2 separate regions of the Homo sapiens genome follow, and region 1 is linked to region 2. Evidence: read pairs that join two places in POLR2A ChIA-PET (ENCODE). Cell type or tissue: Panc1. All regions are shown on one strand. Each heading gives the region's core, and the rest is flanking DNA. Links, peaks and the distances in the headings are about the cores only. Region 1 overlaps SRGAP1 (SLIT-ROBO Rho GTPase activating protein 1). Region 2 overlaps SRGAP1 (SLIT-ROBO Rho GTPase activating protein 1).

Region 1 (12,033 bases), core at 2,056-10,055, 79 kb before region 2:
ACCTGATTTCAAGACTTATTTTAAAGCTACAGAATCAATAAAGTGTGGTCTCAGCATAAAGAGAGGCATACAGATCAATGCAGCAGAAAAGAATCTAGAAAGAGATCCACACATACATAGTCAACTGACTTTTGAAAAAGGTTTAACAGGTAAAGGGAAGTCTTCAATGGATAGTTCTAGAGCAACAGGTATCCACATATTTAAAAAATTAAACCATTTCGTAACACCATAAACCAAAATTAACTCAAAATGGGCCACAGACATAAATGTAAGAGCTAAAACACAAAACTTTTAGAAGAAAACATAAGAGAAAAATTTTAGTAAACTTGGGCTAGGAAAATGCAAATTAAGCCACAATAAGATACCAATACACAGTCACTAGATTGCCTAAAATTTAAGACCCACAATACCAAATGTTGGTGATGAAGTAAGGCAAATGTAACTCTCATAGACATCTGGTGAAATTGTAAAATGGTACCATCACTTCGGAAAACAGTTTGCAGTTTCTTATAAATTTAAATATAGACCTACCATGTGATCTGGCTATTCTACTCCTAAGTACCTAAGAGAAATTAAAGAGGATATCCACATAATGACTTGTACACAAATGTGCATAGCACTTTTATTTGTAGTGGTTAAAAATGAAAACAATTGAAATGTCCATCAACTAAGTCAATGGAAAAGCAATCTGTGATTATCAATCACAATGGAATATGCGTTAACAATAAAAAGAAACTATATATACAGCAATATGAGTGAATTAAAAAAAAAATCTTTGCTAAGTAAAAGAAGCAAGACTGTCCCCCTGAAAAAATAGTACTTACTGTATGATTCCATTTATATAAAATTCTAGAAAATACAAACTAAGCCGGGCATAATGGCTCATGCCTGTAATCCCAGAACTTTGGGAGGCCAAGGCAGGTGGATCACGAGTTCAGGAGTTCGAGACTAGCCTAGCCAGCATGGAGAAACCCCGTCTCTACTAAAAATAGAAAAAATTAGCCGGGCATGGTGGTGCATGCCTGTGGTCCCAGCTACCTGGGAGGCTGAGGCAGAAGAATTGCTTGAACCCAGCAGGCAGAGGATTCAGTGAGCCAAGATCCCACCACTGCACTCCAGCGTGGGCGAGAGAGAGAGTGAGACTCTGTCTCAAAAAAAAAAAAAAAAGAATACAAAAGAAAATACAAACTAACCAGCAAGAGAAAGCAGGTCAGTGGTTGCCTGGGGACAATGGGGCTGGGAGGGACAGAAAGAAGGATTACAAAGGGGCATGATAAAATTTAGGAGTGGTGGTAATAGAAATGTTCACTATCTTAGTGGTTTCGTACATATGTCAAAACTCATCAAATTGTACACTTTAAATATATGAAGTTTATGGTCAATTATGCCTGCATAAAACTGTAAAAAAAAAAAAAGAAAAAAAAAGAAGCCATTCATAAATCCAAATAGATATAATTAAGGCCAAAATTAGGATGGTGACAATGGTAACATAAAGGAGAATACAAAAACCAGATCTTCCCCATTATTTTGTTGGCTTGTTTCTTGTTCATTACAAAGACCTCCATTTCATAATGCAGTGTAGAGAAAAAGAACACTGAGGAGATATTTTCAGTTGAATAAGCTGAATATTGTCAAGGTGATTTCTGCAAGAAACAGCTGAAGATCCTGAAAAGATAAAGGTATGTGTGGGTGAACCAGGTAGGAAGGTATGTGTGGGTGAACCAGGTAGGAAGGTATGTGTGGGTGAACCAGATAGGAAGGTATGTGTGGGTGAACTAGGTAGAAAGGTGTTGCAGAGGATGCTGCAGTCCTGCCCAGATCACTGCTCTGAGACTGAAGTGCTGGGACTGAAGTACTCAGTCTTCTAGCTGCCAAGAGTTTGGCTGTGAATGGCTCATACCTGAGTCCCTCCCCAGTAATGGACCTTGGCTAAAGAGAGCCACTTCACCCAAGATTCTGCTCCCTTGCTGGGGCCATCTCAGTTCCAGAGCTCCCCTGTGGGATTAATTCAAGCCTTGGATAGTAACAACCAAACCCATCAAAATAAGTGTGTATGTACAACAGTGACAGTATCCTACAACATTTAGACATCCCTAAACTAACAATGGGGTTAAGAACACCTTGAAGTTGTGGAATCCACAAGATAAGTTCTCCAAGATGTGGAGCAGTAAGAGTACTGGGGAAAAGATGGCTGTTAGGAATGTACCTAAATAAAGTGGGAGTTGAACAAAGAGAACACATGGACACAGGGAGGGGAACATCACACACCAGGGCCTGTTGAGGGGTAGGGGGCTGGGGGAGGGATAGCGTTAGGAGAAATACCTAACATAGATGACGGGTTGATGGGTGCAGCAAACCATTATGGCATGTGTATACCTATGTAACAAACCTGCGCGTTCTGCACATGTATCCCAAAACTTAAAGTATTTAAAAAAAAAAAACAAACAGAAAGACAAAAGAGGAAGGGAGAAAGACAGAAGCCTTTGGCCCTGAGAAGAACCATTCATTAACATTAATGGCAAGAAAGAGTTAAAAGTAAAAGTGCTGAGTCCAGATTTCTGCTGTCTGTCTTGTTGGGGAGGGGTGGGCAGAAAGAGGATGTCAAAATGATAGGAAGAGCTGTATTTGTTTTGTTTCCTGGGGCTTGGGGGACGCTTCCTGTGGGCTCTGCCAGGAAGTCATCTTTTCTGCCTGAATAATTGGATTTCATGAGAAGTGGATCAGTGGCTCCCATCCATGTCACTGCACAGTCAGAGAGGGTGGGAGGCAGAGCAGCCTACCTAGGAAGCGGTGCTTGCTGCCCGGGTGGGGTGACAGCAGTCCAAGGGTGAAGGAGCTAGCAGGGCACTTTGTGCCTCACTGTGCAGCATGCACCTGGGTTCCTGTCTGGCTACAAAGTGAACCTTCCCTTACCAAAGCTGTTCTAGGGAGCTTTTATGGGAGTGATGGAATACTTTTCCGACTGGGTTATTTCTTCTCTGCACTATCAAAGGCAACCTTGGGCCTCAGCTGTATGTCCAGTGGCATGTTTGTGAGTGGAGCAAACCTGTTTACATAGCAGAAGCTTTCACATCTACTACTGTTCCGGTGGCCCAACTGTGCAGGAGGGGTAGAAACAAAGGGCAGTCAAAAGCCCTGGCTCTAAAGCTGATAGAGACTGAATGAATGTGTGTCCCCCTCCAAATCTACAGGTTAAATCTTAATGCCCAATGTGATAATATTTGGAGGTTGGGCCTTTGGTAGGTGATTGGGTCATGAGGGCATTAGTGCCCCAGGGAGCTCCCTCACCCCTTCTGCCATGCAAGGTTGAGAAGATGACCAGAAAGTGGGCCCTTAGTAGACATTGAATCTGCCTTGATCTTGGACTTCCCAGCCTCCAGAACGGTGAGATATAAATTTCTGTTGTTTACAAGCCCTTCAATCTATGGTAGTTTGTCATAGCAGCCCAAACTGACTAAGACAAAACCCAAGCTTTGCCACTTACTATTGTGCAACCTTGACACATGACAAATTACTTAATCTTCTGGGCCTCAGTTTCCTCAATTATAAAATGAGGATGACAGCACCTTCCCGAAAAGAGTTATGAGAATCTGAGGCAATGTGCCCCCAATACATGGCTGGCCATTACCAAATGAGACAAATGCTTGCTACCCATTCCTCCTTACCAGCTGAGCTCAACCGCAGGACCTAACATGTACATATACATCCAACTGCCAAAGGGCTACATATCTTTATCTACATTATGTGAACTCTCTGTAGTGGTATTTTTCCTGAATTATAATTTAATATACATTCTTGGATTTTCTGAAGGTAGATTTTAAAAATATATTCATCTCATACCTTTCATAGGCTTTCTCCCTATGGTTTCATATTCCAGCCATGTACTGCTGATGCCTAAAAAAATCACCTAAATGTTGGTTGGCCCAGATCTCTCTGCCCAACTGCAGATCTGTATACCCCATGGCCCACTGCATATCTCCATTCTTGATGCCTTCAGGCAACTCAAATTTAACATATTGCAAACCAATCACCTTTGCCCACCTCCAACCCTCAAAAACTTACTCCTCTTCATTTTCTTATACCCCTAGAAAAAAAACATAGAATAGTTGTTAAAAGCCTGTACCCAAGAGCCAGTCAGCCTTACTTGGGTTCAAATTTCTTACCACTTACAAGCTATGTAACCTTGGAAAAATTATTTAACTTCCCTTTGCCTCAATTTCTTTAAGTGTAAAAAGTAGAATAATTAACAGTACCAGTAAGGTTTATAGGAATTAACATGCTAATGCCTATATACACTTGGATGGGGGCCTGGCATAGCTAAGAGCTCAATGAATGTTATTGTTACTATTAACTAACTCTGTGGGATATAAAAAGATTTCTCTTTGATGGTAGAAACCATAAATTTCCTATTCTCCATTGTATGATCAGCTCCTGGCACAGGGCCTTGCACATATTAGATGCTCATTATATTTTTTAACTGAGAAAAAATGTCTGCAGCTTATTATAAAATTACTATGAAGAGACTGTCAATATTTTGTTCCTTGAATGACCATTAATACAGAAATATGTACTAAGAAAAAAAAATACTGTTTCTCCTGGTACAGTGGCATACTTCCCTCCACCAGATAATAAGTGACGTACAACTCACTGAGCTTCCCTTTCTGAAACTTTCGAGAAACATACGAACTTGGGATTAATTTGTAGTAACCAGACTTAGCTTAGATTTCCTGGTACCTATTACTCTGAAGAGCCCCTTTTCTCATTTTAATGCTTCTATTGAAAATTGGCTAAAGTAATTTTTAGATGTATTCATTTATTTTTAAAAAACCTATCTATATATTTAGTGAGCACTTTTAATGTTAAGCATTGTGCTAAGAACGATAACAAATTGTTATTGTTATTGCTAAACAAAAGAAAGCGTCTGCGCTGGGAGACGGCACTGGGAGAAGAAACGGATGGAAGGCAGGAGTAGGATAGAGGACAGGAAAGAGGCCAGGCTCAGAGAAGAAAGAAAAAAGCAGCAGAAGCAAAGTGGACTCACTAAGTGGCAAGTGTCTGTGATGGTAATAATGGTTCATTATGTTTGCTGAACAACTACAACACTGATCATAAAGTGGAAAAAACTCTTCTGAAGATCTAGACCGGTGGAGGCACCCCACAGAATCCCTGGGCCCAGCTGGGACTGAAAGAGAACAACAGCATATCAGCAGAAATCTGAAGCAATGAACAAGAAAAAAGAATGTCATCCTACCTAACAAAGTGTACCAAATCTTCCAAATAATTTAAGATGGGTTGCAATAAAGGGTAATAAACATATTTTAATTCACAATTATATCATTCACTTAGACATATTGTATATGTCATTAAATGTATATGGCTAATTTAATTACATAGAAAATCTAGCTATAAGTATTACTGTGTATAGTTATTCTCAAGTAGGTACTTTCTGTTTAATTAAAGAACTACAATAAAGTATTTTTCTTAGAGTATAAATGACCATGTTGAGGACTGCTAGAATTACAATGATGCCCATAGAGAAATTTTTCAACAAGACTACCTTTATATCCTCATTCTTTAGTACAAATAGAGGGTGTTGAGAGGGGGAGAGTTTTACAGAATTGATAGAGGGATCATAAAAGCACAGAATGTTAGGTTCTTCCTTCAAAGGAGTTCCCCTCAGATCATTACTAGCACACACTTCCTCTTGTTTTAAACAGAATTCTAATACACTCAGGATCTGATTTCCAAACCTGTGATTTCCAGGTTTGGAACTTCTGATTTCCAAACCACATGATCCCAAGGAGGGATAATGTGATAATACATATCCTAAGAAAAGCAGACAGAAAAACTAAAAATATCACAGCCAGGTGGGGTCATTCTATTCAACAGAATCCAGGCTCGTTGGCATCATTGTACCAGAGAACAAGGTTAAATTATTTCCCACAAAATGTAATATATCAGTCAAGGAAATGCTAGAAATATGTTAGAAAAGGCTTTCCACTCAAAGGATCAAGTCCTTTTTTTTTTTTTTTCTAACTGGCATGTTAGGAGGAGGAGCTGTAAGTCCTTTTTCAAAACACTTGGCTACATTGAGGATTTTTCAAAAAATGTTCACACATTTTACTGTTAAGAGACAGCTTTGGTGAAACCCAAGTGAACTTCTAAAATAAAATCCCAGTTACAATTTTAGAGAAAACCATGAGCTTCACCTCTTATGTATGCAGCATATTGTATTAACTGCAGATCAAACGGATCACAGACATTCTCGAGATACATTACTAGTTGAGCTGATGTCAAATTCAATGGACCTGATTGGTATTTTTTAACCATAAAAAAACCCATCCTATCATCCAGGTCTCCAGTTAGAAGAAGATAATTAGTTCATTTTTTGGCATGATGACAAGACCTAACAGCCATTCCTTTTTTTATTCAAACAGAAGGACAAGGGATTACAGTTAATCTTGGCAGTTGTACCAAACTGCAAAAGCGCAAACAGTAGGAGAGAAAGGTTTTTGGGGTAAAGAAAGCTAATTAATATATATTAAATATATATTAAAGACTAATTTAATATATATTTATCAGGGATTAATGTTACCTTAAATATCTTATTTACCACAATGAATGTATTTTTCATAGACCAGCAACACTAAACGATGCCAAACATCACTTCCATTCAGAAGCCATTAAGTTTCTGACACTCGGTCTCTAGAGAACACCCAGAAGAAACAATCCCAGCTCTCATCTAGAGTAAAACTGCCTTTATCAGGCCGCGGGAAGGTAATGTACAACTGTGGCAATGATAAGCGGCTAGTTGTTTTTAGGCGGCCTCCACTGTCCATATGCCGATGATGCATAATTCATAGGAGATGCCACATGCTGCCTGAGGCAGGTGCCCTTGTGAGCCTTTCTGGTCACACTCTGAGGCATGTTGCCTCCAACGATGATAACCCTGGAATGTAAGAAACAAACGGAGGCACAAACAATTTCCCTAAATACTGTTTTTAAGCTGATAGTTAGAGGTCTGCTGAACACAGAATACAATTAAGAACAATTAGCCATTCAGTGGCACAACCACAGACAGTTCTCCTTGTGGCCTATATTTTAAACAAAGAGCCCAGCTTTCAGGCAGAATCCTCAACTATCCTGCAAATGAAGGAAGTATAAAAACTGCTTCCTATTTCCTGGCTGACCTCAATTCCAGACAGCAAACCCCCACCCCCTTAACACATGGCCCATCCCCTTCCTCCCCTGACACAAACACTCCTTGATCATAGCTATTCTGCTCAGCCTTTTTTTTTTTTTTTTTAAGTAGGGGAAAAGATAAGCAGTTGTATGAGAAAGAGGCATTTGACATAATATCAGGCTGGGCCACAGAAAAAGAAAAAGGCAGGATGGAGTGGGGGATGGAAGGAGAGAAGAAATTCAGTAGTAAGAAATGGGAGACAGAGGCCAGGTGCCATGGGTCACGCCTGTAATACCAGCACTTTGGGAGGGCGAGGCGTGTGGATCACTTGAGCTCAGGAGTTCGAGACCAGCCTGGCCAACATGGTGAAACCCCATCTCTACTAAAAATACAAAAATTAGCCAGGCATGGTGGGAGGTGCCTGTAATCTCAGCTACTTGGGAGGCTGAGGCAGGAGAATCGCTTGAACCCGGGAGGTAGAGGTTGTAGTGAGCCGAGATTGCGCCACTGCATTCCAGCCTGGGCGACAGAGAGAGAGACTCTGTCTCAAAAAAAAAAGAAAAGAAAAGAGAGATAGAAAGATTGTTTCATTTCTACAAGAGAAAATGGTTAGGAGTGAAGACAACACACTCACTGGACTTGAGAGTTGCAGAGACTTTACAGATCTTTAGGTTCAATCTCTCCATTTCACAGAAGGGAATAAAGGTTTGGAGCCATGGAGCCACCTTCCAGGGTCATGTCAGGTGTTTATCCTAATTAGAGATTTTCTAAGTATGAGCACCCTTGGGAGAAGATGCTAGCTTAACACTAGGAATAATTCTTCTTCTCCTGAGAAACAACTTGTTTTTTACTTCTTGGTTGCTGTTCACAACCTGGTGTTTAACAGACCAGGTTTCCCTTTTCACTGGAAGAAAAAACTTCACAGGAAGCCAGGGGCCCACTCATTAACCTGCACTTCAAACACTATGGGGTGCATTTATCTTGGTCTCTTTTCTAGCTTCCCTGGATGCCTTTTTTTCTCCTCCTTTCTTTCGGGTCTTCCATTTAATATTTTTGTTCTTTTGTATTTTATGAATCCTTGCAAGTTCCCTTACGCCTTTCTGAAGCAAAAACAGTATATTGCAAATATCTTATAGGACACTTGCCATTCCAAGGAACTTGAAATATTTTCTTTGTTCATATAGTCTCACTGGAACTTGCTGAGGAGGGAGGTTGAGTATTACTCCTCTACTTTACATCCTCCCGTTAAGAGTCTGAGATCTGTCTTGGGATTGGTGCTCTTATACTTATCTTCTCAGAATATACTTCCTCCTAAGTAAGAATTGGTATACTAATTGACCACTCAGTGCAGAATTTTTTGTTTTCTAGACAAGGTCTTGCTCTGTGGCCCATGGTGGATCTAGTGTGCAGTGGTGTGATCACAGCTCACTGCAGCCTTGATCTCCTGGACTCAAGTGGTCCTCTTGCCTCAGCCTGCTGAGTAGCTGGGACTACAGGCAAAGCCATCACACCTGGCTAATTTTTGTATTTTTTTGTAGAGATGGGATCTCACCATGTTGTCCAGGCTGGTCTTGAACTCCTGGGCTCAAGCCATTTTCCCACCTCAGCCTCTTGAAATGCTGTGATTACAGGTATGAGTCACTACACCCAGCCCAGATTTTCATATCAAAAAAGTATATCACAATTTGCTCAGATTAAATTGAAAAGTATATTAGCAAACCATATGCCTTTAAGGTCAATTTTCATTCAACTTAAAGGAATTTCAGGCTGGAAAAAAAAAAAAACCTAAAAACATTTCTGAAGAGATTTCACAAACAGTAGTAGAAGGTGCTAACATGGTAAAAGTTATTGCTTCACTCTATTTCCATATGTGTGCAAATAGCATGATAATCTATACCACCTTCCAGCTGTTTAACCACACAAGGCATCATTGTTATTTGGACAATATTGCCTAGAAAGGAAGAAAAGAGAGGAACAGGGAAGGCAATCAACTATTCTTTTCTGTTCACTTTCCGTAAGGATGGGATTGGCTTGGGCTAAGGTAAGGGGTCTTTCTCAAACTTCAGGACACAAGCAACCAGCCAGTAAAAACCCACCATGGCTCCGCAGTAACAGGTGACAGGCGAGCACAACCGGACACCCTGGCAAGCCTGGAAGACTCCACCCCGAACCAGGGCGGCATCTGCTCTTCCACCTCTACAAGGGCTCCTAAAGATCCCTGCATAATTCATGGGACTCAAGGAGAGGTGAAATGTGAACTGGCTAAAATGTAAGCATTTACATTTAGAAGCAGAGGAGGCACCAAACCAGGCTCAGAAATATAAAAACAGGCCTTTGGTGTGGCTCTGCAGCTTCCATCTCTACTCTCCTGTGCATCTCCCTTGCCCTGGGCCCTTTCTTCTCTGGCCACATGACCAGCTTTGGATGCTCATCTCAGTAGAAACCGCTGAGGGTTCCTCTCCGGAGACTGTTACACATGGCTTAGTCCACACAGACAGTGTGCCAATGTGTAAAACACTCAACTTACTTTTTGGCTGACCTGGTCATCCAGGGCTGCCTGCTGCTGTGTGGGGAGATGTTGGAGATTCCAGGCCAACCGTGCCACGGGGCGCTTCTGGACACAGTGTGCTGTTTCCACATGCTGTGAAGGGGCACGCAATACCAGGAAAAAACAAAGACTCCTGATGTGGGTAAAAAGAATAAAGAATAAGAAAGCGCTGTGGCTTTGCATTTAGAGTGCACCCGTTTTATTAGTTATTAGTGAGGGACAGCAGTTTAAGGCGAGCTCCTAGGTGTTAATATAACATGCTACATGTCTCATTAAGAAGCTACAAAAGGCCGTTTATTGTTCTCACGCTAAAGGTCCCTGTACACAGAGAAATCAAAACGTCAGGATTTTCCTGTCTTAGTCCTAAGGGAGATCAGTCTTTGAAGAGGATATCAAGCTATCCAAATTCAGCATCCCTGCTTTAATTAATCTACCATATGGGGCCCAGATGTCATAGACAAGTCACATTTGAACTAAGTAATTCATAGAATACTACTACATTTCATTTGCAGTATGGATAATGCTAAATTATCCACATCTAAAGAGAAATGTTCTTGGGGTTTCTGGTTTTCCCTTATTTCAAGTTCTATAGTAGATTATATATAAAATGGTACACATATAGATATACAACTTGTCACCAAGATGAAAGGACTTTTAAAGACCTGCCTCTCTTTTTGTGCTGTATGATTATGGGCCATTGTCAGCAACATCCCAGTTTTTCCTACTAAATGAGAAATTAACTCTAGCCTGGAATTCTTAGGTTTCTACAATCTAATCCCAACTTAATTTTTTGATGCAGTTATCATGACCAACCAATGTGCAACATCCACTGATCCCAACATGAGATTCATGTGCCAAATGCTGAGCACACTTTCACTCTCTGCTGCTTTTCTTTTCTTCCCTCTCCTCTGCTTTGGATCCCTAGCTCCTAGAATGTTACCTGGGCATAGAACAGGCATTCACTCCAGAACTGATGAATTAAGTACCACATCTCTCCACTGATATGGCGCTCTCTCATTTGAAAAAGCAGAGGGAAAACAGAAAGATTTGGAATTGGTAAATTTGGATTTGGGTCCTTAGGCAAGTGGTATCCTTTTAACTTCAGTTTCATCATCAGTATAGGGAATAATTATTTATATATTACCAACTTTGCAGAATTGTTGTTCAGATCAAAGTCAATCTTGGATATGAACAAGTTAGCAAATTGTAGAATTGATATATCAGTGAGAGAACTTTGGGCCCAATTCAAACTGGCTTTACACAATAAGGAAATTAGTTATCTTACAAACCTATAAGTAAAACGGAAGAAACTAGTTCACCTACACACGCTGGCTGAACAATGGTATTGATGACTCTGGTGCCCTCTATGTCTTCACTGTACTGTCTACACTTGTCTACTGGTTCCTCTTGTGCAGCAGCTCCGGGTGTCATATGAGACCAGAAAAAGTCCACAGACAATGAAGGGTCATCTCTCTTAGTGTCTACAAAAATTCTCAGAAGCACCTGAGCACATGTCCCCTTGCCGTCCCATAGGCCAAAACTGGGCTACATATCCAACTGTAAGCCAATTTCTGATAACTGGAAAGGAACTATCCTAACTGAAGAAAATTGGGGCTCTTCCAATATAGAAAGGGAATATGCTTACTGGGGAGGCAACTTGTCTCTGATGCAGTAATAACCTATAAATTTGAAATCTCATCATTATTATGGTATTATCTACTCTTCAAGCTCCAGCTTGAGCCCCAGTTCCTCTACATATACTCACTACCCAAGCCCAATCCTCTGGATTCGTGTATCTCTTATTGTACTTACTTCTCATTTGGTACGTCCTGCACACTGTTGGGCAGTCTCTTTTTAAAAAAATAACTGTTATTATAACACTAGTAATAAATATTCATTTAAGAAAATTCAGAAATATATTAAGAAAATAAAAGTTACTCCTACTCTCATCAGAGGAGATAACCACTATTAAACTTTTGGAATATTATCTTCCACCTTTTTCCCTTTTTTCTGTTTGTGACTGTTGATGTATGAAAGAAGAGTCTCTTTTTTGGGTATAAATGTTCCTGGATTTCCCAGCTAAAATTTAAACTCACTAAGAGCTGGAATTCTCCATGTTTCTTTCCAATTTTTCATAACAGTTACAGGATCTCAAGACACTTGCTGCTTCATATTTCTGTAGATCACACAAAGAAACTTTAATCTGCTCTATTTCTTTGGAGGATTAGGAAGAGGTTAATATAACAACATCATAAAACACAGCCAATAATTTTTCAGATATTCCTTTTTACCAATACTTATA
Region 2 (12,033 bases), core at 2,411-10,410:
GGCTGTACTCCTAGCACTTCTGGAGGCCAAGGCTGGCATATCGCTTGAGCCCAGGAGTTCAAGGCCAGCCTGGGCAACATAGCAAAACCCCGTCCATCTCTACAAAAAATTAGCCAGGTTTGCTGGTGCGCTCAGCTACTTCGGAGGCTGAGGTGGGAGGATCACCTGAGCCCAGAAAGTCAAGACTGCAGTGAGCTGAGATTATGCCACTGCACTCTAGCCTAGGCAACATAACAAAACCCTGTAAAAATATATAGACAGCCAGGCGCGGTGGCTCACGCCTGTAAGCCCAACACTTTGGGAGGCTGAGGCGGGCGGATCACCTGAAGTCAGGAGTTTGACACCAGGCTGGCCAACCTGGTGAGACCCCATCTCTACTAAAAATACAAAAAATTAGCTGGGTGTGGTGGTGCACACCTGTAATCCCAGCTGCTTGGGAGGCTGAGGCAGGAGAATGGCTTGAACCCAGGAGGCGGAGGTTGCAGTGAGCCGAGATCGTGCCAGTGCACTCCAGCCTGAGCAACAGAGTGAAACTCTATCTCAAAAAACAAAAAAAAAAAAACAAAAAAAAAAAAAAAAAAAAAATATATATATATATATATATATGGAAATAGAATTTATCAGCCCTTGAGATTCTCTTAATGATGATGTAAGAAATTGTAACAAAATGTCTCTTTGTAGCCAAATGTTATAGGAAGTCTAACAACACAATACTTTTTAACATTGGGCAAAGCATAGCTTCTGGTGATAAATATCTCCCTGCTTTTCTAAAGCACCATTAACATCCACATTTTTTTTAGTGTTTGCTTTGCAAGATTTTAATCTGTTAAGTAATTTCAACTTATTTGGAAATGAGTGAGTTTTAAATTATTTTTTTTTAAATGTCACTAATTAAGACCATAGCTTCTGGTAGTAGTAAATAATATTATGATAGCAACTCATTGTTATTGAGCCCTTACTACATGACAAAAAAACGTGTTAAGCTCTTTGAAGGTATGATCTCATTTAATCATTAATCCTCATAATAATCTTATAAGATAGATTCATCTTATAAGATTGATTCATCATATCAATTTTTCAGATTAAAAAATTGAGGTTCCAGAGTAGCCATAATTTGAATTGGCTTTATCCAAGGTCTCAACCTCTATACTGTGTTGACTCTTTAAATGAAGTTCAATCACTGAAACTGATGCAGATAAAAGTACAGAGGTGGCTATTGGTAAATGCCACCACTATTCCATTTGAAAGACAATCTTGTTTCTAAATCAAAAAGAAAAACAAGTAATATCAATAACTCCTAAAGAGATAACACAGCTCTTTATATGTTTATATGGCATGGTGCAGACCAGCACTACTCAGATGAAGGTCAGCAAACTGTTCATTTCAGATCCACAATGAGATAAGAGGCTTAGGCCAGAATCTAAAGCTTCACATCACTAACCACTGTTTAGTTTCGTAGCAAGATTTTCTGAATAAAGAAAGCAGTGCCAAGGCCAGGAGTGGTGGCTCACACTTGTAATCCCAGAACTTTGGAAGGCCAAGGTAAGAGGATCACTTAAGTCCAGGAGTTCGAGACCACCGTGGGCAACACGGCGAAATAAAAAAATTAGCTGGGAATAGTGATGAACGCCTGTAGTCCCAGCTACTCAGAAGGCTGAGGTGGGAGGATCAGTTGAGTCCAGGAGATTGAGGCTGCAGTGAGCCATGAGCGTGCCACTGCACTCTAGCCTGGGTGACAGAGTGAGAGCCTGTCTCAAAAAAAAAAAAAAGAAATGTTATGATTTACCTTATCTCCTCCCTTATCTCCCCAGAGACTGGTAACAAATGCATTGCTGACCAGCACTGGTCTATGAACTATGCTTGAGTAGCACTGGTATAGATGACACATTGTTGAGCAAAAAAAAAAAGAAAAAAAAAAGTCTATATTAACTATTCTACAAACGATCCCATTTGTTCAATAAGTAAATAAATAGATTAACTATTATAAATATAAATAAATACAAATTTTGCCATTGGAAGGATGTATTCAACTGGTACAAGTGTAATCATGGTTTTTGCATTGTTGAAATTTGCTGTCTGATATTGGAATACACATTCTTACATAAATGTGGTTATGTTATACATCATTTTAATGCATATTTCTCACTTTATGTTTTCTTGCTAATGACTTATTACTTGCTTTTTATTTTATATTTATTTTAGACAATGGAAATGATGTTAGACAAAAAGCAGATTCGAGTGATATTCAAGTTAAAAATGGGTCATAAAGCAGTGGAGACAACTCACAATATCAACAACACATTTGGCCCAGGGACTGCTTATGAACATACAGTGCAGTGGTGGTTTCAAGAAGTTTTGCAAAGGAGATGAGAGCCTTGAAGATAAGAAGCATAGTGGCTGGCCACTGGAAGTTGACAATGACCAGTTGAGAGCAATCATCGAAGCTGATCCTCTTACAACTACACAAAAAGTTGTCGAAGAACAACATCGACGATTCTATGGTCATTCAGCATTTGAAGCATATTGGAAAGCTAAAAAGCCTTGATAAGTGGGTGCCTCATGAGCTGAGCAAAAATAAAAAAAACGTCATTTTGAAGTGTTGTCTTCTCTTACTCTGCAAAATAACAACAAACTATTTCTCCATCGGATGTTGACATGCAACGAAAAGTGGATTTTATACCACAACCGACAACGATGAGCTGAGTGGTTGGACTGAGAGAAGCTCCAAAGCACTTCCCAAAACCAAACTTGCACCAAAAAAAGGTCATGGTCATTGTGTGGTGATCTGCTGCTTGTCTGATCCACTACAGCTTTCTGAATCCCAGCAAACCCATTACATCTGAGAAGTATGCTCAGCAAATGGATGAGATGCACCGAAAACTGCAACACCTGCAGCCGGCACTGGTCAATAGGAAAGGCCCAATTCTTCTCCATGACAATAGCCAAATGAACTTCACTCGACCAACGCTTCAAAAGTTGAAGGAATTGGGTTACAAAGTTTTGCTTCATCCACCATATTCACCTGACCTCTCGCCAACAGACTGCCACTTCTTCAAGTATCTCAATGACTTTTTGCAGGGAAAACACTTCCACAACCAGCAGGATGCAGAAAATGCTTTTCAAGAATTTGTTGAATCACAAAGCACAGATTTTTTTTTTGGCAGCGGCGGGTGGGGACTGAATCTCGCTCTATCGCCCAGGCTGGAGTACAGTGGCAGGATCTCGGCTCACCGCAACCTCCACCTCCTGGGTTCAAGCGATTCTCCTGCCTCAGTCTCCCAAGTAACTAAGATTATAGGCACCCACCACCATGCCCAGCTAATTTTTGTATTTTTAGTAGAGACGGGGTTTCGCCATGTTGGCTGGGCTGGTCTCGAACTCCTGACCTCACGTGATCTGCCCTGTGATCTGCCCGCCTCAGCCTCCCAAAGTGCTAGGATTACAGGAGTGAGCCACCGTGCCCTGCCTACGGATTTTTACTCAGAAAAACTTATTTTTCATTGGCAAAAATGTGTTGGTTATAATGCTTCCTATTTTGATTAATAAAAATGTGTTTCAGCCTAGTAATAATGATTTAAAATTCATGGTGCAAAAGTAATTGCACTTTTGCACCAATGTAATACTCTGAACCATTAAGAGTAGTTATCTTTGGAAAGGGGAGAACTTCCATTTTCTGCCTTATCAATCTCTATTTTAGCCAACAAGTTTATTTTTTTATATAACCATATAGTTATATGAGTGGAATTTTTTTTTCACAGATGTTTTATTTTCCCAGGCTAACAATTTTTCCTAATTCACTAAAGTTCATCCTTTATTTGGATTTCCTTTGTTTTTACCTAATGTTCTTTTCCTGTCGCAGGATCCTATCTATACAGCATATTATGTTTAGTCCCCATGTACTCCTTAGGCTCCTCTTGGCTACTAAGTCTTTTGCAACCTAACATTTATTATTATTGCTTTCAGGGCCAGAGTTCATAAAAGTGGTAATACTTTCACATATTTTGAGCATTCTATGTGACAGACAGTTCAACACTCTACTTGTCTCAGCAATGCTCTGAAATGGGTACTATCATTATCACTATTTTAATGGCAAGGAAAGTAAGGCAGAATGAGATTAAGTAATTTGCCCATAGTTAAACTGCCAGAAAGTAGCTGAGCTGGGAGATTTAGACCCTAGCAGTTTGACTCCTGAGGCCATGCTATAAACTACTAGGTTACATGAGATGTATACTAATCTACATGAGTGTGCTTATTTCAGAGTGTTATATGGTATCTGAAAATGGGACGTGGTATTATGAGACTGTGAAATACCCAAAAGATGAATAACCACAATGATAATAAAAGTAATTTTTATTCTGTTTCACAGTGCACAAGGCTTTCTGTACATTATTTCACAACGTAATTCCAAGATTGCTGGAGGAAATCTTGGAATTAAATGCTAAACAGAAAAGAACCTGAAGTACAGTTCCCGTCTTCAAAGAAGATGCTTATTCATAGATTAGGTATGTGGAGAATACTATTAAATTAAGTTTAACCTAAAGCTGCCTCCTCATATATTTTAAGTTTAGCCTAAAGGTTTCTCTGGACATAGTAAACTGAAACCTTAGTGGAAATATAAACAGACTAAAACCTCCTCTTGTGCCAGTGACCAAATTTTGGCCAATTAAAGGTGGCTGGGGGTTCAAACCGTATTCAAATAAGGCAAATGCTGAGCTGTAACCAATCCACCTGTTTCTGTACCTCGCTTCCATTTTCTATACATCACTTTCCCTTTTCTGTCCATAAATCTTCCACCATGTGGCTGCACTGGAGTCTCTCTGAGCTTATTACTCTGGCTTGGGAGGCAGCCCAATTCACAAATTGTTCTTTGCTCAATTAAACTCTGTTAAATTTAATTTGTTTAAAGTTTTTATTTTAACAATACAGATAGATGTGTATAATTAAAACTTAGCTCTAGAACAATAGTCTGGAAATCTTTCAAATATAGATTTTTGGTGACACATTTGAGAGTTCCCATAAACACTGTCAATACAAGTGCAACAGAAGTTCAATTAAAAATGGAGCAACTGTGGCTGGGCGCGGTGGCTCACGCCTATAATCCCAGCACTTTGAGAGGCCAAGGCAGGCAGATCACTTAAGGCCAGGAGTTCGAGACCAGCCTGGCCAACATGGTGAAACCCCATCTCTACTAAAGACACAAAATTAGGCAGGCATGGCAGCACATGCCTGTCATCCGAGCTACTTGGGAGGCTGAGGTATGAAAATTGCTTGAACCCAGGAGGCAGAGGTTGCAGTGAACCCAGATCATGCCACTGCACTCCAGCCTGGGCGATAAGGTAAGACACTGTCTCAAAAAAAAAAAAAAGAAAAAAAAAGAGCAACCTTTTGAAAAGAGCAACCATTTGAAAAGGCATTCATTCCTTTTTTGTAATACTGTACTCAGAAAACTCTTCTCTAAGAGACACAAAAACTAACAAATTTTCTTTTCTAAATCTCAAAACCTACCAGCTTTCTGTGCCGCATCATTATCAAGCAATGTCTCCACTGTCTGTCATGAAGTAAATAAAAGTGAAAACTTGTCACAGCCAAAGAAATGGTGAGCAAATTAATCAAGCCCTGGGGTCAGCCAAAGAAAACATTCCTCGCCTTTTCTAGTGCAAGTTTCTAAAAAGGTGCTCTTTTTCCCTACCTCTCCTCTAAGAACAGGGAATGGGCAGAACTCAGTCCTGCAGCAATGATCAAATCTCTCATTCACTGAGTTCTGGAATCTCCCCTGGTGCTTGAGGATTATAATTCAACTAAATGGTACTTGAACTGTGGTAATCAATATGAGCAGAAGGATAAAGCCATCACTTTCAAAGAAAACTTTGTGAACGGCATTGAGAAGACATCAAAAGAAATACACAGCGCCATTACATATGTAAAACAAGATGAGCAAACGGATGTCTTCCTGCTCCTTCTCCTTGGTAAATACTGTTCCAAAGCTGAATTCCACTGGTGAAAACATGCTAATTTCACAGCCAGACTAAAATCTGGATATCTTCAGAAGTGAAAAAGGTCTGACTTAAGATAAGCAGACACCTTTGTTCTATCTTAGTTGCTGGAGGTCTGTGAGAAGGAGCTGTTTGCATAAGCCGCACCTTCAGAATAATAAAAGTCAAGGGCAAAAGTCCATGTCTTCCACAGACCAACTGAGAAGGGAGTCAGAAATGACAGTCCAGTAACTGTGACATCTAATGCTTTAAGAACTGCTGGAATGTTTGTAAATGCTCGTCTTGTGCCAAGTTGGCTGTGACACCAAAAAGCCTGCAGGGTGGCACCTCCCCCGCAGGGCCTAGTGTCATAGGTCTCCACAGCCAGCCTTGGAGTAGGAAAGAATCACAAGGGATAATTTTCCTTAAACTACTACCTTTGCTGCATCTCACTAGTTTTGATATGTAAAGAATTAAGTTCTAAAAATGTTTTAATTTTCATAATAATTTCTTCTTTGACTCATGAGGTGTGTGTGTATAAATTTTTTTTGAGATGGAGTTTCACTCATCGCCCAGACTAGAATGCAGTGGCGTGATCTCGGCTCACTGCAACCTCCTCCTCCTGGGTTCAAGCAGTTCTCCTGCCTCAGCCTCCTGAGTAGCTGGGATTACAGGCATGCGCCACCACACCTGGCTAATTTTTGTGTTATTAGCAGAGACGGGGTTTACCATGTCGGCCAGGCTGGTCTCAAACTCCTGACCTCAGGTGATCCACCCACCTCATCCTCCCAAAGTGCTGGGATTACAGGCGTGAGCCACTGCGCCAGGCCAATTTTTAAATTTTTTATAGAGACAGTGCCTCACTATGTTGCCCAGGCTGGTTTCAAATTCCTGGACTCAAGCAATTGACCCATCTCAGCCTCCCAAAGTGTTGGGATTACGGAATAAGCCACCACTCCTGGCCTAAAACATATTTTTAAACAGGTCATGAGTCACAGAAATAATAATCATGGAAATTAGAAAATACACAGAGCTGAAAGATAAAAACACTACATATAAAAATTTATGCCTGGCTGGGTGCAGTGGTTCATGCCTGTATTCCTAGCACTTTGGGAGGCAGAGGCAGGCAGATCACTTGAGGTCAGGAGTTCAAGGCCAGCCTGGCTAACATGGTGAAACCCTGTCTCTACTGAAAATACTAAAATTGGTGGGTATGGTGGTGGGTGCCTATAATCCTAGCTACTCCAGAGGTTGAGGTATGAGAATCGCTTGATCCTGGGAGGCGGAGGTTGCAGTAAGCTGAGAATGTGCCACTGCACTCCAGCCTGGGCAACAGAGCAAGACTTTGCCTCAAAAAAAAAAAAAAATATATATATATATATGCCTACCATCCCTTTGTGAGGCTAAGCTGGGCAGATTGCTTGAGCTCAGGAGTTCAAGACCAGCCTTGGTAACATAGTGAATCCCTGTCTCTATTAAAAAAAAAAAAAAATTACAGAATGCAGGTAAAGCAGTACTTAGAGGAAATTTTACAACCTTTTATTTTTATATCAGAAAAGAAAAATAATAACTGAGAAATTAAATAAAAAACTTTAAAAATAATAACTGAGAAAATAAATACAAACCTTAAAAAGGTTCAGCAAATAAAGACCCATGAGAAAAGTAAAAGGGCCAGGCTTGGCGGTCTGCGCCTGCACTCCCAGTTACTCAAGAGGCTGAAGTGAGAGCATTACTTGAGCCCAGGAGTTCCAGGCTATAATGCACAATGATTACACCTGTGAAAAGCACTGCACTCCAGTCTGGGCAACAAAGCGAGACCCTTTCTCTTTAAAAAAAAAAAAGAGGGCAAGAAAGAGAGAAATGAAGAAAAAGGAAGAGTATAATAGGATAAACTAATGAAACAGAAAATACAATACAGTAAATCAATAAAGCAAAAACCTAGTTCTTTGAAAAGACTAATAAACATACTTCTGGCAAGTCAATCAATGAAAAAAGAGAGAATATATACACAGACATTTGTTATTAACAGAAAAGAGGCCTAATTGAAAATAATGCAGAGATTAAGACGATAAAAGGATGCTGTAAACAATTTTATGTCAGTTAATCAGAAAATTTGAACACAATGAGATTTTTTTCTCCTTGATGAAAATGTGAGACCCAGATGACTTTGCAGATGAGTTCTACTAAACATTTAAGAGTCAGATAATTCCAATCTAACATGAACTCCTGCAGAAAACAGAAAAAGGGGAAACAACCTCCAACTAATTTCAAACACTATTACTCTCAGTTCATAATGTAATTATATTAAAAGGAAAAAATAAAATAGTCTTATGTATCTGTTTAAAAAATGTAAATACCAGGCTGGGCATGGTGGCTCACACCTGTAATCCCAGCACTTTGGGAGTCCAAGGCAGGCAAATTGCTTGAGCTCAGGAGTTTGAGACAAGCCTGAGCAACATGGTGAAACCCTGTCTCTACCAAAAATACAAAAAATTAGCCAGGTGTGGTGGTGCATGCTTGTGGTCCCAGCGACCTACTCAGGAGGCTGAGGTGGGAGGACTGCTTGAGCCCAGGAGGCAGAGGTTGCAGTGAACCAAGATCACGCCACTGCACTTTAGCCTGGGCAGCACAGTTAGACCCCATCCCAGAAAAATAAAAGGAAATACCATATATTTACACACACACACCTCATGAGTCAAAGAAGAAATTATTATGAAAATTAAAACATTTTTAGAACTTAATTCTTTACATATCAAAACTAGTGAGATGCAGCAAAGGTAGTAGTTTAAGGAAAATTATCATGAATATTTATTAGGGAAGAAAAGATGCCTTTCTTAGGGTTAACGCTTACATTAGAAGAAACAGTCATATTAGAAAGAATGATTATATTAGAAAAGGAATTGTATTCCATTTCATGCTGATGTTAAAAAGAGGAAAAGGTGTTTATGTTAGAAGTGTTACATTTTAAAAGATGCTTACATTCTAAATACTTATATTAGTAATAGCGTTTATATTATAGAAAATAACTGTATTATCTTAAGTGCTTATATTAGAAAATAAGGATAAAAAAGAATGAGCTATGTGTTCAACTTAAGAAAATAGGTAAAGAACAATAAATTCAATGAAAATGAAAACGATGATAGTAAAGATAAGAGCAGAAATTCACAAAACAGAGAAGAAAAACCAACAGAAACAGATAAACTAGCCAGGTGCAGAGGTTCACACCTGTAATCCCAGCACTTTAGGAGGCTGAGGCGAGTGTATCATTTGAGGCCACGAGTTCAAGACCAGCCTGTTCAACATGGTGAAACCCCATCTCTACTAATTATACAAAAATTAGCCAGGAGCCAGGCATGGTGGTGCATACCTGTAATCCCAGCTACTTGGGAGGCTGAGGCACCAAAATCACTTGAACTGGGAGGTGGCGGTTGCAATGAGCCACTGAATGCCAGCCTGGATGACAGAGTAAGACCTCGTCTCAAAAAAGACAAACTACTTTAAGATTCAGCAAGAAAAGGCAAAAATAAATATTTTTAAATAATATATTTTTAATTCATTACAGATCAGCCTATGTTTTTAAAATAAGAGAATACTATCATCAGTATTATTTCAATACATTTTAAATCTTATACAGAATGAATACATTTCTAGAAAAATATAATTTATCGGCCAGGCACAGTGGCTCACGCCTGTAATCCCAGCACTTTGGGAGGCCGAGGCGGGTGGATCACCTGAGGTCAGGAGTTCCAGACCAGCCAGGCCAACATGGCAAAACCCTGTCTCTACTAAAAATACAAAAATTAGCTGGGCATGGTGGCACGCACCCGTAAACCCAGCTACTTGGGAGGTTGAGGCAGGAGAATCGCTTGAACCCAGGAGGCAGAGGTTGTAGTGAGCAGATTGCGCCATTGCACTCCAGCCTGGCAACAAGAGCGAAACTCCATCTCAAAAAAAGAAAAGTATAATTTATCAAAACTGACATGAGAAGAAATACACAGCACAAATAATCCTGTAACTAATAAAATGATTAACTACTGATTAGCAGTTTAAAAATTATTCATACAAGGAAACTAATTAGACTCAGATAAACAGTTCTACTGAACTCTCAATGAAAGAAATATTTCAAAGTTTCAAAATCTTCCACAAAATAGCCTCACTCACGCTGTGAGGCTAGTATAACAGATTCGTGGTCAGGCTTGATGGCTCTATGCCTGTAATCCCAGCACTTTGAAAGGCCGAGGCAGGAGGATTGTTTGAGCCCAGGAATTCTCTGAGTCCAGGAATTCAAGACCAGCCTGGGCAGCAAAGTGAAGCCCCATCTCCCCACCCTCCCCTCCAAAAAAAAAACATAGACAGCGACATTATTAAAAAGTAAAATCATAGGTCTGTTTTTTTCCCAAGAATTTAAAGACAAAAATACTAGATATTAGCAAACTGAATCCAACGGTGTATACAGACAGACAGACACACACACACACACACACACCACACACAAAATACAACGAAGATAGCCTTAATGCAAAGAAGGTTAAATATTAGGAAATCTATAAATATTACTCATCACATTAACAGAGTAAAGAAGAAAAAACATAATATCAACAGATTCAAAAAGAAAAAGAAGGTAACATTCAACCACCTATTAATGATTAAAACTTCAAGTAAGCAAAGAATACAAAAGATTTGCACTTTACCTATTAAAGAGTATCTATAATAAACTGAAAACAACCATCATTCTTCAAGGGAGGAGGGGCCTGAAAGCATTCCTTTCTCAATGGAAAACAAGAATGCCAAGGTTGGCACTTTCACTAATTTTGTACTGGAAATTCTGCCTAGGGCAAAAATATAAGAAAAATAAATCCATAGGGCTTATAAATGAGAAAATAAAATCATCTTTATTTATAAATAATGAGTGTTTTTTTTACCAAACAAGGGAAAAAATTCTTTGAAATAGCAGACTAGCAAAGTGGCTATGTAAAAGTAAACTGCAGCCAGGCACGGTGGCTCATGCCTGTAATCCCAGCACTTTGGGAGGCCAAGGCGGGTGGATCACTTGATGTCTGGAGTTTGAGATCAGCCTGGCCAACATGGTGAAACCCTGTCTTTACTAAAAATACAAAAAAAGTTGCCAGGTATGGTGGTGCACACCTGTAATACCAGCTACTTTGGAGGCTGAGGCAGGAGAATTGCTTAAACATGGGAGGCGGAGGTTGCAGTGAGCCGAGACCATGCCACTGCACTCCAGCCTGGGTGACAGAGCAAGACTTCGTCTCAAAAAAAAAAAGTAAATTGCAGACCAGGTGTGGTGGCTCACACCTGTAATCCCAGCACTTTGGGAGGCCAAGGTGGGTGAATCATCTGAGGTCGGGAGTTCGAGACCAGCCTGGCCAACATGGAGAAATCCCATCTCTACTAAAAATACAAAATTAGCTGGGCGTGGTGGAGCATGCCTGTAATCTTAGCTACTTGGGAGGCTGAGGCAAGAGAATCGCTTGAACCCAGGAGGCGGAGGTTGCAGTGGGCCGAGATCACGCCAGTGCACTCCAGCCTGGGTAAGCGAAACTCCATCTCAAAAAAAAAAAAAGCAGTAAATTGCATTTCTGCATAATAGAAAGTAGAAAACACTCTTGAAAGAGATCTCATGAACATTAGTCATAAAAATAGCATCCTGATATAAATCTAAACAAAAATATCAAAAGCATAAAACTTTACACAAAGATATTTTAAAACAACTAAATAAATGGAGGAATACTCATATTCACAGGTAGGAAGAACTAATATATAGATGCCAATTCTTCCCTAACTGATTTATAATTTCACGCAATTCCAATCAAAATGCCAATGTGTTTTCAATGGAAGGCCAACTAATTCTAAAATTTACTTGGAAGAGAAAGGAGCAAGATCAGAAGATACTTCTGAAAAAGAAGACAGAAGGAAGATTTAGCTTACCAGACATAAAGACTTATTACAAAGCTATAGTAGTTAAGATAGTGTGATTGGTATTGGTGCAAGAATAAATTAACCAACGGAACACAATAGAGTGTCCAAAAATAGAGTTTTGCGT

Evidence for each region. Peaks named below come from ENCODE experiments on the same cell type or tissue, not always from the same donor. Only the 100,000 strongest peaks of a DNase experiment are listed, where the experiment ranks them.
Region 1: POLR2A ChIA-PET joins it to region 2 with 12 read pairs; 3 of 35 experiments call an interaction of 5 or more read pairs at or near these places.

What each region holds. Positions count from the first base shown.
Region 1 is chr12:63,935,676-63,947,708 of GRCh38, reverse strand. All of the region lies in intron 1 of SRGAP1 (SLIT-ROBO Rho GTPase activating protein 1), which reads right to left. Among named protein-coding and RNA genes, the nearest start is that of SRGAP1, 97 kb to the right of the region's middle. In Panc1, for the core only: no CTCF peak of the experiment used is centred there; no DNase peak of the experiment used is centred there; H3K27ac peaks cover 1,984 bases.
Region 2 is chr12:63,856,609-63,868,641 of GRCh38, reverse strand. All of the region lies in intron 1 of SRGAP1 (SLIT-ROBO Rho GTPase activating protein 1), which reads right to left. Among named protein-coding and RNA genes, the nearest start is that of SRGAP1, 18 kb to the right of the region's middle. In Panc1, for the core only: no CTCF peak of the experiment used is centred there; a DNase peak (open chromatin) is centred at 6,281; H3K4me3 peaks cover 1,164 bases; H3K27ac peaks cover 7,246 bases.